Linked DNA regions of Homo sapiens: region 2 is linked to region 1. The links are chromatin loops, found by intact Hi-C in ENCODE. Cell type or tissue: heart right ventricle. All regions are shown on one strand. Links, peaks and the distances in the headings refer to the core of each region. The heading gives the core; the rest is flanking DNA. Region 1 overlaps CDX1 (caudal type homeobox 1). Region 2 overlaps NDST1 (N-deacetylase and N-sulfotransferase 1).

Evidence for each region. Peaks named below come from ENCODE experiments on the same cell type or tissue, not always from the same donor. Only the 100,000 strongest peaks of a DNase experiment are listed, where the experiment ranks them.
Region 2: it touches region 1 in a loop (4-fold over the local background); 1 of 110 quality-filtered maps calls a loop at or near these places.

What each region holds. Positions count from the first base shown.
Region 1 is chr5:150,169,289-150,182,080 of GRCh38, forward strand. All of the region lies in intron 1 of CDX1 (caudal type homeobox 1), which reads left to right. Among named protein-coding and RNA genes, the nearest start is that of CDX1, 8.9 kb to the left of the region's middle. In heart right ventricle, for the core only: a CTCF peak has its summit at 6,459 (motif pointing left); no DNase peak of the experiment used is centred there; H3K27ac peaks cover 1,049 bases.
Region 2 is chr5:150,533,482-150,537,481 of GRCh38, forward strand. It overlaps NDST1 (N-deacetylase and N-sulfotransferase 1), which reads left to right. Exons shown (of 15, transcript NM_001543.5): 5 at 1,386-1,540; 6 at 2,219-2,404. Among named protein-coding and RNA genes, the nearest start is that of NDST1, 27 kb to the left of the region's middle. RefSeq lists an enhancer at 3,658-4,000. In heart right ventricle, for the core only: no CTCF peak of the experiment used is centred there; no DNase peak of the experiment used is centred there; H3K27ac peaks cover 530 bases.

The DNA.
Region 1 (12,792 bases), core at 4,394-8,393:
GTCTCAAAAGTCGCTTGAAAACTGTTGTCTGCAGGCAGATGAGTCTACCCCAGGCAAAAAAGCATTTCCCCCTCCTTGCTCTCCGAGAGTAGAGGGAAAGGCAGAAGGAGGTCTGGGGGTTCCCAAGGCTCCAGGAAAGGGACTTCCCTGGAGCCAGGTTAGCCCTCTTCCGCAGAGGATGCAGGAACCCTGACCTTCTTGAAGCCAGAAGGTGCTGCCTGTCTTCCCAGGGCATCTGACTGTCTATTCAGTGCTCCTGAAGTGGGGGCAGAATTGGGTTGGCACTGTTGACTCTCCCTGAGAGAGAGGCCAAGCCCCTCCTGTCTTTGGCCTCAGTTTCTCCTTCTGGGCAATGAAGGCATAGGGTTTCCAGGGGTGCTTCCTGTGCAATGCTGCTGTCCAGGACAGCTGAAGGAGGATCAGTGCATGCCACTGCCCTCCTAATCCCCACTGGCACTGGCCACCAGGTCTTCAGCCTGCCACCAATCCTGGCTAGCCCCCTTTTGCCCCACTTCTGAGCCTCCAGCATTCGAGAGTGGACAAACTGGACAGTTAGAGACCACACATGTAGACGAGGGAACCAAGGTACAGAGACTGTGAAGAATGTTCCAGTTTCACACAAGCGGGGCTGAGCTGGGCTAGATGTCAGAAGAATTGGTTTAGAATTTTCCTATGGTTTCCCATCATATGTAGGATAAACCCCACATTCCTTCCTGAGGTCTACAAGACTACAGCATTTGCACCTGCCTGCCTCCCTGACCTCATCCCCGGCTGCTCTCACCTTGGCTTCCAAGCTCTAGCCATTCCAGACTTCTTTTAGTTCCTCAGACCTGCCAAGTCCTACTGCAGATCTTGTGCACATGCTGTTCTCTCTTCCAGGAAAGCTCTTTCCCCTGATTCTTTGCAAGAGTGGAACCTTCTTACCCTTCAGATCTTAGTTTCATCATCACCTCCTCTGTGAAGCCCTCCATCATTTCCCAAAGTGGACTCCCCACTACACCCATCACGAATCTTTGCTGTGTTTCCTTCAGAGCACTAATTCCAATCTACTCACTTCCTTACACTTGTTTGTATGTTGTCCATTCCCGTGAGGTCCAGAACTATGTCTGCTTAACCCACTACTGCATCCTGGCACCCAGCTCAGTGCATGGCATTTAGTAGGTGCTCAATATATTTTGTTGAGTGAATGAACAGGGCAAGTGTGAGGGACAAAAGGCATCTCTGGGGAACAGGGGAGTGGGTGAGATCTTGGCTTTCACACAGGTTTCTGAGGTCCCAGCCCTAGGATTGGGACCTGTGACTGTCAAGCCAAGCAGTTCAGGTCAATGGAAACCTGGCTGCCTCTGTCTCTCCACTTGGATGGTACCCCAACTCACCTGGGGAAGTGGGGTTGCTGAGGCTGGGACTAAGACTTCAGTTTCTTCTAAGGAGGGGGCAGTGACAATGGGAAAGATGAGAGAGAGGCTGTTGGGCTTCAATCAGTCTCCGATTCCAAAAGACAATATTAATCAGTTATGAGTGATCAGCATCATTTGACTGAGGCCAGGATAGGAAATGACTACAAGACGTTCTTTTTTTTTCCTTTTCTCTTTGCATTTTCATGAGGAGGGTTTTAAATATCATCATTTTCATTAGGATGGTTACGCATCATCCTTCCGTGGAAGGCTCAGCCTCCAATTCCTTTGAATAAAGCTGCTCCACAGGTTAATGGCCCATTGGGGTGGCTGAGGTCTCAGGACTGGGGAGATGTTCACGTGGATGAGACTGTGGGAGCAAGGTTTAGATCTTGGTCCAACCCTGTCAACTTTCAGATGGGGAAACTGAGGCCCATGAAGGATATGAATCCTCCCCTCCCCCCACATTGCAGGTCCTCTCCCTTGGCCCATTGCCACAGCCACCAACCTGCTGTCTCACCTTCAGCCTTTCTGTACTGCTCCAGCTATCTTCTAAAACCATTGCCATATTTACCTTCTCAAGGCACATGCCCTGCTCAAGAGCATTCTGTGGCTCCCTACTGACATGGAATTGCCATTTCATTTTATGCCATTTCTTTTTTCTTTTTTTTGAGACAGAATCTTGCTATGTCACCCACGCTGGAGTACAGTGGTGCGATCTCGGCTCACTGCAAGCTCCGCCTCCCAGGTTCACGCCATTCTGCTGCCTCAGCTTCCCCAGCAGCTGGGACTACAAGCGCACGCTGTCATGCCCGGCTAATTTTTTTGTATTTTTAGTAGAGACGGGGTTTCACCGTGTTAGCCAGGATGGTCTCGATCTCCTGACCTCGTGATCCGCCCGCCTCGGCCTCCCCAAGTGCTGGGATTACAGGCGTGAGCCACCGTGTCCGGCCTTTTATGCCATTTCTTTGTTGTAAAATCCAGCTCCATTTCTATGGCAATCAGAGCCTTCTTGAGAACTGGCCTCAACCATCTATTGAAGCCATTCTCCTGCTACTTTGCCTAGATAAGGCAAGTTAAGAGCCAGGGCTTGGGAGTCTCAGAGCTGGGATTGCATTTCCATAAGAAGCTGTATAGCTTCGGACAAGTTAATTTGGATCATTTCTCGGAGCCTGGGCTGCTTCTGCTGTAACAGGATAATAATAGGATTGCATCTCAGAAGAGATGCCTGTAAAGCACCGCCCTGCCGCTGGCACACAGTAGGTGCTTAGGGCATCGGTGCCTGTGACCACCTCTACCAGTCCTCAGCAGGTGCACTGGAGCACACACCTCACACTCCCAGCCTCTCTAGTCTGGTCCCTCGGCCTGCATTGCCCTCCCTTCCCTCTCCTGCATCTTCACCAGCTCAAATGCTGCTCCTTCTCCGAGGCTGTCTCCTGTAGGAAGCCCTCCCTGATTCCTCCTCCCAAGCACTGTATCAGGCCCTTGTTTTCATGACACTTACCACTGCCTGTCTACTTTCATTGTCTTGTTTATCCCTGCCACTGACCATCTGTAGTCCCTCAAGGACCAGTCCTAATCAGTCCCATCCTCACCCTGTCTTGCACATAGTAAGAGCTCGTGATAAAGCAAATAACTGTGGCATTGGCTAAATCTTTACTGTGTGCCAGGCACTGTGCCAATAACTTTGCATGGGTGATCTCACTTAAGTCTCATGATAGCCCTGAGTGGTGTAAGGATCTAGTATACTCATTTTATAGATCAGGATAATGAGGCTCAGAGAGGGTAAGGTGGCCTGCCCAAGCTCATACAGCTAGGACATGGCAGCACAGTGTTTACACCCAGTCTACAGCCCAGCAATCGTCTGTGAAATAAAGACACACTCACGAAGGGGAGCCTGAGACCCCCCCTTCCCCATGGGCATCCCAGCCAGGTTGGGGGGAAAGGAGGCCAGGCAGGGGATGTACTGTAAGAGGCTGGGGGAGGAGGGGGCCCAGCAGGGGCCTGGCTGTTTAGAACCGATTCTCCAGGCAGAAGCTACATTTGACACCTCATCGCTCAGATATAGCTGGGAAAGGGAATGACCCAGTTAGAAGGTGGCAGAAGGCTTTTTTTTGGTTGGGTGTTTTCTCCCTGCTGCTTTGGCAGATATTGCTGCTCAGAGCTTGGGGAATCATTGTGAAGGTCCAAAATGGTTTGTTAGCAGCAGGGTCTGGTGTGTCCATAGGAAGTTATCTTAATGGGCCGGCCTCTCAGGTTTTTGTGTTGGAGCTCCTGGGATATGGAAACAACATTCACATCTGGAGTCAAGGCCGTCACCATGTTAGCATGCCAGACCCTCCCCATGCCACGCTCACCCCTCAGGCTTGTGGGGGCACCCCACATGGATCCCCCCCATCAACAGAAAGAGGGAGCAAGCTAGGCTCCACACCCTCCCATGGCTTCCTTTTGTTCTTGAAACCAAATCCATATCCCTCTCCTACAGAATCTGCTGGCCTCTCCAGCCCCATCTTGTGCCTCTCTCATTCATTCATTCATTCAAGCAGGCAAGCAGTAATATTCTCTGAGTGAGTGTCTTCTGTCCTGAACTTGCTCCTAGGCATTGGAGATGATGGCCTGAACAAGGCAGACGGGTCCACCTGCATGCAGAGAGCTGCCCTCTCTGCCCTCACTCTGCTCCTCCCTGCCTGGGGGCCTTTGTACCTACTGCTCACTCTCCCTGGAATGTCTTTCCCTGTTCATGACATGGAAGCCTCCTTCTCAACCTCAGGTCTTGGCTTAAATGTGGCCTGTTCCTGGAGACCTCCCCCAGCTAAGTAAAGTAGCGTTCTTCCCCTCACCTCACCAGTCGGTTTAGCTCATTGCTCACTTTCCTTCCTGCTGCTAATCCCAGTTTGTCATTATTTCATTTGTTTGTTTTTAATCTACCTCCCCTGCCATGAAGGAGATAATGAACTATTTATCAAATAAGTACTAAGCAGTTATTATGGTAATCATAATGCGAACCAGCATCTATTGGGTGCTCAGTGTGTTCAGCATTTTTTCAAATGCAAGATTTCTGTCCCCGGAACAGCACATTTCTTCTCCATCAAATGAGTGGCTGGACTAAGCTTTAGGAGCAATGGAGATGGACAGAAGGCTGTGCTTTGGAGGCTGAGCCACCAGCTGCTGGAGTGGACTTGGGGAGCAAGGGAGACAGGACTGAGAGGTGCCACCTTGGCTTTTGATCTGAATGGCTGGAGGATGGAGGTGCTGTTTATTGAGTTAAAGAAGCAGAGGAAGTAGCAGGTTTGTTTTATGTATTCACCAAGGATTCATCAAGTACTCACTGTGTGTGTCAGGCACGTGATAGGTGCTGGTGAGCTAAATGGCATGGCCCTACCCTCAAAGAGCATTCAGGGAGCCAAGGCCTAAGGGGAGGGTCTTCACCAAGGTCACACAGCCAGCTAGGGGTAGGAAGGGGCTGGAGGCAGAGCCCCTCACTGCAGCCCCACCTCGAACGTGAGACTTCGGGAGCCACACCTACAGTGGAGTAGCAAGGGCTTCACTCTCAGACTAGTCTAGTGGAAGATGGCCAGGGGGGCAGTGGCCTGGAAACTCCACCAGGAAACAGTTCAGAGAGGCCTCAAGTTCTTCGGCCTCAGAGAAGACCTGAAGGGATGCAGTTGCTGTTTGTAAATCTTAAATGGCTGTCTTGGGCTCAGGGTGCCCCTGTGGAAAAACTCAGGAAGGATATAAATGGGTGGCAGATGCAAGAACTGGCTGCTTTGCAGCTAGTAGGCGTGTGCTGCAGTGTGGGCGTCCGGACCCTGGTAGGAGTTTGATCTAGCAGCGTTTGTCCAGTAGGACTTTCCGCCAGGATGGAAATGCTCTGTATCTGTGCTGTCCAGTAGGCAGCCACCAGCTGCACATGGCTGTTGAACACTTGAAATACAGCTAGTGTGACTGAGAAACAGAATTTTATATTTTATTTAATTAATGTGGCTAGTTGCTGTCATATTGGACAGTGCAGAAAAATCTCTCTCAAGAGTTCCCAGAATGGAAATCCATTCTGCATAAGCTCCTTGTTCTTGCATTGAGGAATCTCTCCTGCCTTTTTTTTTTTTTTCCTGAGATGGAGTTTTGCTCTTGTCGCCCAGGCTGGACTGCAATGGCGCAATCTCGGCTCACTGCAACGTCCGCCTCCTGGATTCAAGCGATTCTCCTGCCTCAGCCTCCAGAGTAGCTGGGATTACAGGCACACGCCACCACGCCCAGCTAATTATTGTATTTTTAGTAGAGACAGAGTTTCATCATGTTGGTCAGGCTGGTCTCGAACTCCTGACCTCAGGTGATCCACCCACCTCAGCCTCCCAAAGTGCTGGGATTACAGGCATGAGCCACCTCGCCTGGCCTCTCTCCTGCCTCTTTCAGCTTCTTTGTCTCTGTAGTATCATCATCATCATCATAGTTTTTATTAATAAGTACTTTGTTAAGTAGGTTATTACTTTGGTCTCCATAACTACCATATAAAGAAAGTATTCATGTCTTCATTTTAAAGATAAATAAACTGAAACTCAAAGAGGTCCAGCAACTTGCCTGGGGACATACCACTGGCACATGGCCAGACTGGGGGAGAGCCACCGGTCTCTGTCTGACTCTAAAGTCCCTTCCTCTTTGTTACCTCCCAAAGCTGGGTCAGATTGTGGACCTTGATGAAGAAGATAGGGCAGCAGATGATGCAAAGGTGGCCCTGGAGGAGGAGGGTGCAGAGATGATGAAGAACTCTAACTAGGAAGGAGGGTGACAGTGGGGAGGAGAATCTGGCTAAGGCTGTAGGACTCCCAAAATGGCTGGCCTGGCCATTGTCCCCCTTTCCCCGCTCCCATGCCAGCTTCATCCCTGCTCAGGGCTTGAGTGAGGAACCATGATATTAGCAGCCGGGGACTGCCAGATCAGCCAAGACAAGGACCCAACTGTGGGTCAGGCAGAAAGCCTGATGTCCCAGGAAGGGTATCCATCCATTGTAGAGCTGGTGAGGTTAGGGCACAGTGGAGAGCCCTCCCCCTGGTGGTACAGATGGGGAAACAGGCCCAAATAAGGGATCACATGTCCAGCTGGTGGGCCGGCCAGATCTCCCCACTCCCAGGTCAGTGTGTTCTTGGCCCTATGGCTCCCCATTAGGCGACATTCCTCTCTCTCACGAGGGACTCCACCAACATGCTCACTTCTGCAAATAGCTGTTTTCTCCTTTTTGTCTCCATAGCTTTTTACCCTTTCCAGACTGCTCTCACAGCCATTCTGTTCCCCAGGCAGGGGAAGGAAAGCCCAGGGAAATTCAGTCACTTGTCAAGTCCTTCAACTAAGATGACCAGGCTGGACCACAGTCCAGGTCTCTGCCACCAGGCAAGGTCTAGAAGCTCGCCCCAAACACCCAGCCTTTCCCAAACCTCAGTAGAGTGTGACGCTGCTACAATTTAGGCCCCTCACCAGAAGTGCCACCACCTCTGAGCTGGCCCACAGCCTGCCACCCTTGCAGCGCTCCTACAAGTATTATCTGGGGTGAGATCAGTCCTCCTGAGCCCCTCTTTCCCACCCTTTCCTTTGCCTATTGGCCTTGCAGTCATCCACAGCAAGTGACCTATAAGCTCTCTGGACTTGCTTCCTTATCTTGGAAAAGGGGGCTCTTTGCAGTAGCATTCTATGGCTACCCTATTCCCACCTCCCCTGAGCCCCCTCCTGCCAAAAGCCCTATGCCCTTCGTTTGTCATTCCTAGGCTGGCATCACAGACACGGGTGAGCTCCCCATCGCCTGTTGCTGCATGCAGTGTGGGTCTCTGAGGGACTTGGCTGGAGGGCGTGTGGGGCAGGTGCTCCCTGTGGGGGTTGCCTGGGGTGGCAGGCAGCAAGGTGGCAGGGGGGGCCAGGAGGTCTGATCTTTAAGGGAAGGCTCAAAGCTGCACAAAGGGCTCAAAACTGCAGAGTCTCGAGGGCACTTGGACTGGTGCACAGGCTAAACCAATGCCCAGAGGAGAGGAGGAACTAATTCTAGGCCACACAGATGGCATGGAACTGGGACCAGGACCCACTGACTTTAGCTGGTGGTTTAGAATCCACAGGGGCCTCGTTAAAGATGACAGAGAAATTAGGATGTGGTAGATCTGGAGTGGGGCCTGGGAATCTGCATTTTCAGCAAGCCCTTGTGTGTACAGACGTGCATGCCTGTTTGCATGTGTGTGTTGGGGTTAGGATCTTGAAGCACAGCCAGCTGGGGCTGGACCACCCAGGGAGGAGTCACAAAGGTTTTCAGAGCTGGATTTGTGGTCCAGGCCTTGGGGGGCCAAAGCTGGTCATCCACCAGGGCCACACACCCGGCAGGAAGAGGGCAAAGGAAGTGCTGACCTAGGGGCCATTTGATTGTGCTGGAGCAGAGGCCACACTCTGTCCTTGCCTGGCCCAGGCTGGATGGGGAGCCCCCACTGCAGGCCACTGTGGCTCCTGTCCCCATCCTCCCCCCGGGCAGGCCCAGTGTCTAGACTCTCAGACTGAAATTGGTCTTAGAATTCTTTCAGCTACAATAACAAACACAATCAGAGAATCAACAAACATTGGGAGGTTCACGTTTCCAAGTTGGAAGGGACCTTATAAGTAAACGGTCATTTCTAGCAGACCGCCCATTGCACAGATCCATTCCCTGGCATTCCTGCCAGATGGTCATCCCACAACTGTTGGAAATGAGTAAGATCTGCCCTTCCCCATGCACCTCCTGCATGCTAGACATTGTCCATCTATCTCAAGTGAGCCCCTGTATGCCGCAGGGTTGGAGAGAACTACAAGAAACCTTGTACCATTTGATTGATAGGTTCTACTGCTGTTTCTGAGGCCAGATAGACCTGGTTTTGAATCCCACCTGCCTGATGCGTGGTCCTCTCTGACCCTGAGTTTTCTCATCTGTAAAATAGAGTGATAGTTGCCCAACTCCACGGGTCATTGAGAGATGTATACAAAGGGCCCAGCACATGGATGTGTTGGCTATTATTAGAATATTAATTTTCCCCATTTTACAAATACAGAAAATGAGGCTCAGAGAGGTGGGGAGACTGTCCTAGGTTACCCAGCCAGTGAGCAGCTGCACTCCACAACCCCAGAGGTTTAGTTTTAATGACATCCAGGAGCTCTGGGCTGGAACTCCTGACTGCCCCGAGACACCTCTGGAGTCACAGAGTGTACCTCTGTTGGGCTCCACAGCCCCTCTCCAGAGCCCAGAGAAGGGTGACAAGGTCTGTGGGCCAGGTCTTCACCGGCAGCCTTGCCAGGACAGAGAGGAGTAATTATGGAGCTAAAGCCCAACCAACCACACGTTAGGGTCACCTGGAAAACTATTCAAGTACCAAATTTTGAGACCCATTCTAGCGCCACTAAATTTGAATTTCTGGGGCCAGAATCTGCACTGTGAAAAAGCTTCCCAGGCAGTTCCAAGGCTGCTGGTCAGGCACTGGGAGCCATTGGCCTGTACCGTGCATGCATTAGGGGACGGGAGTTTGCTACCTCTCATGGTGGCCTAATCCACATGGATGGGACATTCTGCGCATCCCAAAACTGGAGAGAGAAAGCCTCCCATTTCGGTGAGTTACCCAAGGCTCTTCCCCTCTGTGCTCACCCCTGAAGAGCTGAGGGGGCTCCCCATTCTCCCTCCCACCCATTCACACTGGCATCTGGCCCAGAGGATTACTTATTAGGTGGCTGGGAGTGGCCCGCCCCTCAGCAGACACCTGTTATAGGAGCCTGGACTTCCCCCTTAGCTCCAGCGTCCCAGGGGCCTGTAAATAATTCATCCCCAGCCCTCTCCCCACCCCACTGCTCTCACACACCTCCCTGCCCGCTCCTTCCCAGGCTCCAGAGGTATCTTGGGGCAGTTGGGAGTTCCAGCCCAGAGCTGGGACTGGAGCCCAGGGCTCCTGGGGCTGTCATTAAAAATACAAATTAACACATACACTTGATAAAGATTTAAAAAACCCAAAGTCTCCCTCCTACCTGTGGCTTTCCAACCTCCAGTGCCCTCTCCAGAGGCAGCCCCTATTACTGGCTTCTTGTATATTCTTTCAGAAAGAACTATGTTTGGGTATGTGTGTGTCTCCCCCATTTTTATACACAAATGGTAACATACTATTTACACTATTCTGTCTTGCTTTTTTTTTCACACGTCTTAGAAATTGTTCCATACTGGGATATATGGGGTTTTGAAATTTCTTTTTAATGACTGCATAATGCTCCTCTCCACGAATGCACCATCCCTTCTCTCACCAGCTCCCTGCTTGTACACGTGTACATTGTTTTTTGTCTTGTGTTATCAGAAACAGATGGAGCTTTGGGCAGCTCTTGGTCGGATCAGTTACTGGAAGTGGGATTCTTCGGTCAAAGGGTATGTGCCTGTTAAATGAGGCTAGATATCGCCAAGTTGGGCGCTAAGGAGGATGTTTCAGTTCTCACTCCTGGAACAGCATATGGGATTCCCTGGTTTCTGAGCCACACGGTGTGATAGCAAACATTTTGTTCTTTGGCAGAGCCATTTTCTTGCACGAAAATTGTGTGTTTCAAGCAGCTCCACCAGAGAGAAGTTGGCCAATGGGTTCCTGAGCCCACCAGCTCCTCTCCAGAGCCCAGAGAGGAGTGACAAGGCCTGTGGGCCAGGTCTTCACTGGCAGCCTTGCCAGGAGAGAGAGGAGTAATTGTGCAGCTAAACCCTATCTCCATCTGGTCTCACTCCTGACCCCCTCCCTTGTGGAAGAGCTGGGCCTGAGGTCAGAAACCTGAGTCCTGGTTCATACCATGACCAGTCAGGACAGCCCTCTGCAAGTGCCCTTTCTGAGCCCATTTCCCCCCACCTATGAAATGGCTCTCATGGGTCTGGGCTTGCTCGTCAGAAGAGGCAGGAGTGGGTGCTAGGACTCTAAGGAAAAAGCACCTTCAGGACCACTGCCTGTCATCCCTAGGCGAAGGTCTGGGTGGGCAGGGAGCCTCATGCCCTACCTCAGGCCTGTCCTCCTGGGGGTGGCTGTGAGTCCTCTGGGCATTTTAAGGGCCCCCAGCCTGGGGCTCTCAGTAGCCTTCCCTCACCATGGTCTGGGCTCTCCTTTCCCAGAAGTAGCAATGGAGGGGTGGTCTGCTATTTAAGCTTCTGTTACCAACACTTTGGGGGCTCCATGGCAGGCTCAGTGGGCCCTAAATTTGGCAGCATGCGGAATTGTACCCTGGAGAGGCAGCAAGAGCTCTAGGGCATGGGGCATGGCCTTGGGCAGGCCCGTGCCTGCCTGGGCCTCAGTGACCCTGACTACACAGGGAGGTAGGACTGGAAGGGCTCACCAGGCCTCTTCTTTGGCCCTCCAGCTGCCATGCAACCATTGTGAACCCCGATCTCTTCCTCAGTAAAGTGCGAGGAGACTAAACTCTCACAACCGCTTCCAGCTTTAGCCCAGTGAACCCAATGGGTCTGTGGATTCAGAGCCATGTTGGCCTCCAGTGCTGGTGGCATTAGGCAGAACTGTTTTTGAGCCGGCGTTGCATTTTCTAGGCCAAGGAGGGGCCCAATCTGGAGCCAAGGCCTGGGCAGCCACTCCCTTATCCCTTTCCTGGGGCCAAACCTGGCTGAAGTCCGAGGCTATCCCGTGCTATGCTGGGCAGCGGACTGAGGTCAGTGGACATGGAAGCGTCCAGTGTGGTTCCTCTGCTCTGGCAGGAAACCCAGGGAAAAGCTGCCCAGGAACATCTGCTGCCTCCCATTCTCCACAAAGCCATTTGGCTCACGGAGAGCCCAGTGGCTGTCCTGCCAAGCTGCGTGGGCTTGGTGGAGGGGGACAGGCGTCAGAATGGGGGCGGGTGAGTGGTTAGTACAGGGGTGCTGAGGGACAGGCAGGGCCAGGGCTGAAACCCAAGAAGATGAAGGCTGGGCTGTGGTGGGGACACTTGCGAGAGGCGGGAGGGGTTGATGGTCTTTCAGAGACCCGCCATGCCCTGGTGGGAGCGTGTGCGGGTCTGGAAGTGCTTGCGTGCGCCTCCTATTTATAGCCACGTGCTCAGCTTCTTATAAAGGAAACTGGTGCTTAGCCAGGCCCCACACAAGCCCAGGCCAAGCATGACTCTTAGTATTCTCTCCAGACAGACCTCTGATCCCAGTCCCAAAGAAAGTCCTGACATTAACCTCAGCTGGTCCTCAAATCCAGCTCTGGGCCCCAGGCTGAGCCTCATAAAGAAGCCAAGGCACCGCCCTCTCTCCTGGGTTACGGCAGCTCTCCCTGCACTTCCCCTTCCTCTTGCAAATCTGTTCTCCATGCAGTAGCCAGAGTAATATTAAAACCTACATCAGACTTCATGTCTCCTCTGCTCAGAATCCTGCAATGGCTCCTGTCCCAGACAGAGGAAAACCCAGAGTCCCTCCCCTTGTCTCCTGTCCCGTCCCCCTTCTCACTGCACCTCAGCTCCACCAGCTTCCTCACAGCTCCTCACTGTCAGACAGCAGGCAGACAGCAGGCATGCCCCACCTCGGGGCCTTTGCACTTGCTGTTCCCTCTGCCTAGAAGCCTCTCCCCAGATGTCTGCATGACTCTTTTTTTTGTTTATTTTTCTTGAGACGGAGTCTCACTCGATCACCCAGGCTAGAATGCAGTGGTGTAATCCTGGCTCACCACAACCTCCACCTCCCAGGTTCAAGCAATTCTCCTGTTTTCCCGCCTCAGCCTCCTGGGTAGCTGGGATTACAGATGTATGCCACCACGCCCGGCTAATTTTTGTATTTTTTAGTAGAGATGAGGTTTCACCATGTTGGCCAGGCTGGTCTTGAACCCCTGACCTCACGTGATCCACCTCCCTCAGCCTCCCATAAAGTGCTGGGATTACAGGTGTGAGCCACCGCGCCTGGCCCTACATGACTCTTTCCTGTACCTCCTTTACACCTTTGCTGAAATTCCCCTTTTCAGCAAGGCCTTCACGGCCCATTCTATTTAAAATCACAGACCACCTCCTCCCTAAATTCCCAGTCCTCCTTCCCTGCCTCCTTTTCTTCTGAAACACTTATCAACTAGTGTATCAAATATTTTATGTTTATTTTTCTTTTCATCATCTCCCTCCCCTAGAAGCTAAGCATCACGAGGGCAGGGGTTTTATTTTGCTCAGTGCTGTAGCCCAGAGCTTGGCTCACAGCAGGAGCTCAGTGAGGATCTGTGGGATGAGCTGCATCTCTCCTGCCCGGTGCCTGGACACAGGGGGATGTGTGGACGGCTTGGGCAGACCAGCCTCCGGCCTCTGGTGCAGGCCCAGCTCAGGGCTTGGTATCGTGAGCCAGAGCCTTTGAGGTAACTGGCAGGTCCTAGGGGTCCAGCAGCAGCCCCAGTCCTCCCTGTCTGATGTTGAGGCCATCCCCAGG
Region 2 (4,000 bases), core at 1-4,000, 360 kb after region 1:
AGGGTGAGGGCTATAGGTTGCTTGGTGCGCACTTTCCTTCCTCTTTGGGGCTCTCTCACTTGCTGTCCTCTCTTCATCTGCTGTCCTTCAGGGACTGGGCAGAACCCCTCAGCTGGTCATCTGCAGTGACCATTCCCCCTAGCTGCCTTCTGCCCAGGCCTCAGTGAGACAACCTCTCTTGAATTCTAAGAAAACCATTTATTCAATAATTCAGCAGATGGAGGGGTATATGCAACATAGCCCCAAAGCCAAATAGGAGTGATCCTGGGTTGTCTGTCTGTATTTTTTATATTCTTTTTAAAATTTTTTATATATTTTTGGCTGGGCGCTGTGGCTCACGCCTGTAATCCCAGCACTTTGGGAGGGTGAGGTGGGCATATTATTTGAGGTCAGGAGTTCAGGACTACCTTGGTCAACATGGCAAAACCCCATCTCTACAAAAAATAGAAAAAATAGCCCGGCGTGGTGGTGTGCTCCTGTAGTATCAGCTACTTGGGAGGCTAAGTCAGGAGGATTGCTTGATCCCAGGAGTTCAAGGCTGCAGTGAGCTATGATCGCACAACTGTACTCCTGCCTGGGTGACAGAGTAAGACTCCATCTCAAAACAAAAAGAAAAAAAATTATTTATTTTTAGAGACGGGACCTCTCTCTGTCACCCAGGCAGGAGTACAGTGGTGCAATCACAGCTTACTGCAGCCTTGAACTCCTGGGATCAAGCAATCCTCCTGCCTTAGCCTCCCAAGTAGCAGGTACTACAGGTGCATGCCACTATGCCTGGCTATTAATATTTTAAAAATTTTTGTAGAGATGGGGCCTTGCACTATGTTGCCTAGGCTGGTCTCAAACCTCTAGGCTCAAACGATCCTCCCACCTTGGCCTTCCAAAGTGCTGGGGTTTCAAGTGTGAACCACTGCACCTGGTTGTTTTTTATATTCATAACCCTTAGCATATCAGAGGTGGTTATAGTAATATGTCTGAGATAGAGGGTCAAACATCCTGTATATATACAAAGAGCTTCCATAGATAATTAGATAAAAGACAAGTGACCTGATTTGGATCATTGGAATAGAATCAGAGCAGGTATGTCAGAGGTAGAAGAAACCCTTGAGATCATTGACTCCAGACCCTGAATTGTGCAGATGGTCCCAAGGATCTAGAGAGCAGATAGTCTTGGCCAAGGTCCCCCACTGAGTCAAGGGCACACTCTAGACTAGAATTCAGGGCTCTGGGCTGGGGCTCTGTCTGCTCCTGTGCTGTAGCCCAGATAACTCTTCCAGGCAGCTCCTGGGTGGGCTCTGGCCATGCTCTCCCATCCCCAGGCACAGGCCCAGGTTAGAGGGCCTCATGGCCCAGTGGGTGGTTCTGAGCTGCCTGTGTTGCTGCAGGTACCAATGCTGAGGACGCTGGGGATGATCTGCTGCTGTCGTATGTGAAGGAGTTCTGGTGGTTCCCCCACATGTGGAGCCACATGCAGCCCCACCTTTTCCACAACCAGTCCGTGTTGGCCGAGCAGATGGCCTTGAACAAGAAGTTCGCTGTCGTGAGTAAGATTCCTTGCAGGGCAGAGCGGGGCGGGCTAAGGGCTGGGCTGGAGGTCCAGACTGCTGGCCTCTTGCTGCTTTTGCAGTCTGCTCTGACGGATTTTTACTAACACCTCTGGGCCAGGGCCAAGGGAGAGCTGCCTTTATAGCCACTGTCTCCTTGAAGCCCCAAGAGAATAACCCCTTTACAGACAAGAAACCAAGGCTCAGGGAGGTCACACCAGCTACTAAGAGGTCCAGCTGGGACTTAAACTCAGGCCATTTGTTTCCTGTGCCCAAGCTCTTACTAGAAGGGGAGGCTCTGGAAAGCTGGAAGAGGTGGTCAATGAGGAGGGAACGAGCCCTAGGTGCTAGGTAGAATGAAGAGAAGGTAGGAAAGGCCCTCGTCCTTGTCCCTCACTACAGGGTACTTGAGTCCTTTGTGCTAGAGGCATGTGCACCGGACCAAGAGTCAGGAGACCTGGGTTCTAATCCCAGCTCTGCCAGTTGCCCACACTGAGATTCTGGGCACATTCCTTGCCCTCCCAGGCCTCAGCTTCCCATCTTACCATGAAGTCTCAGACCAGCAGCCATGCCGACCTAACCTCTGATTTCTCTCTCCCATTCTACAAAGGGGGGATAAGGCCCAAAGGGGAAGGACCCCTATGCTCACCCTGGCCTGGTCATCCTCTCCCTAGGAGCATGGCATTCCCACAGACATGGGGTATGCAGTGGCGCCCCACCACTCGGGCGTGTACCCCGTGCACGTGCAGCTGTACGAGGCTTGGAAGCAGGTGTGGAGCATCCGCGTGACCAGCACGGAGGAGTACCCCCACCTGAAGCCAGCCCGCTACCGCCGTGGCTTCATCCACAATGGCATCATGGTGAGTGGGCCCCTGGAAGCCCAGGAGGTGGGAGAATGGAGAGCACAGTCTGTCATGTGTGTGCATACGCTGTCCTGGTAAGCACGGCTCTGGTTTGCTGGCTTAGGGGTTGCAGATCAGCTTCTGCTGCCTCCTCTGGCACCCGAGGCTCTCTGCCCCAGGGAAGGTGGGCTGCCACTCCGACCCCTTTCATGAGCTCTTTCTTAGCTTTTGTGACAGAGGATCAAGCAATAATCAGCATTCTTGAAAGAGGTTTCTGATGAGGATGTGGGACAGGGCTCTGTTACAGTCTTTTTGCTGATTAAAAATTTTTTTCTTGGCTGGGCCTGATGGCTCACACCTGTAATCCTAGCACTTTGGGAGGCCAAGGCAGGCAGATTGCTTGAGCCTAGGAGTTTCATACCAGCCTGGGCAATGTAGTGAAACCCCATCTCTACTAAAAAAGTACTAAAAAAAAAATATGCCTGGTGATTAGCCAGGTGTGGTGGTGCATGCCTGTAGTCCCAGCTACTTGCAGGGCTGAGGCAGGAGGATCACTTGAACCTGGGAGATCGAGGCTGCAGTGAGCCAAGATTGCGCCACTGCACTCCAGCCTAGGTGACAAAGTGAGACTCTGTCTCAAAAAAAAAAAAAATTTTTTTTTCCCCTGGGGCTTCTACCATGCATCTATCCCTTTTTTTTTCTTTCTTTCTTCTTTTTTGAGACAGAGTTTCACTCTTATCTAGGCTGGAGTGCAATGGCACAATCTCAGCTCACTGCAACCTCTGCCTCCTGGGTTCAAGCAATTCTCCTGCTTCAGCCTCCCGAGTAGCTGGGAAGACAGGCATACACCACCATGCCTGGATAATTTTGTATTTTTAGTTGAGACAGGGTTTCTCCATGTTGGTCAGGCTGGTCTCGAACTCCCAACCTCAGGGGATCTGCCCACCTTGGCCTCCCAAAGTGCCAGGAATTACAGGCGTGAGCCACTGTGCCCAGCCTCACATCTATCCCTTTCCTTGGCACTGGGGACACAGAAATGCACAGAACGGAGGAAAGTTCCTGCCCTTGTAGACCTGACATTCTAGTGGCAGGAGACAGACCATATGCTCATGCATGTGTGTTGTGGGAAGTCAGGGACCCCGAACAGAGGGACTGGCTGAAGCCATGGCAGAAGAACATAAATTGTGAAGATTTCATGGACATTTATCGCTTCCCCAATCAATACTCTTGTGATTTCCTATGCCTGTCTTTACTTTAATCTCTTAATCCCGTCATCTTCATAAGCTGAGGATGAATGTCGTCTCAGGACCCTGTGATGATTGTGTTAACTGCACAAATTGTTTAAACAATATGAAATCTGGGAACCTTGAAAAAAGAACAGGATAACAGCGATGTTCAGGGAACAAGGGAGATAACCTTAAAGTCTGGCTGCCTGTGGGCCAGGTGGAACAGAGCCATATTTCTCTTCTTTCAAAAGCAAATAGGAGAAATATCGCTGAATTCTTTTTCTCAGCAAGAAACATCCCTAAGAAGAGAATGCGTTCCCAAGAGGAGGTCTCTGAAATGGCCGCTTTGGGAACGTTTGTCTTTTACAGTTGTTGATAAGGGATGAAA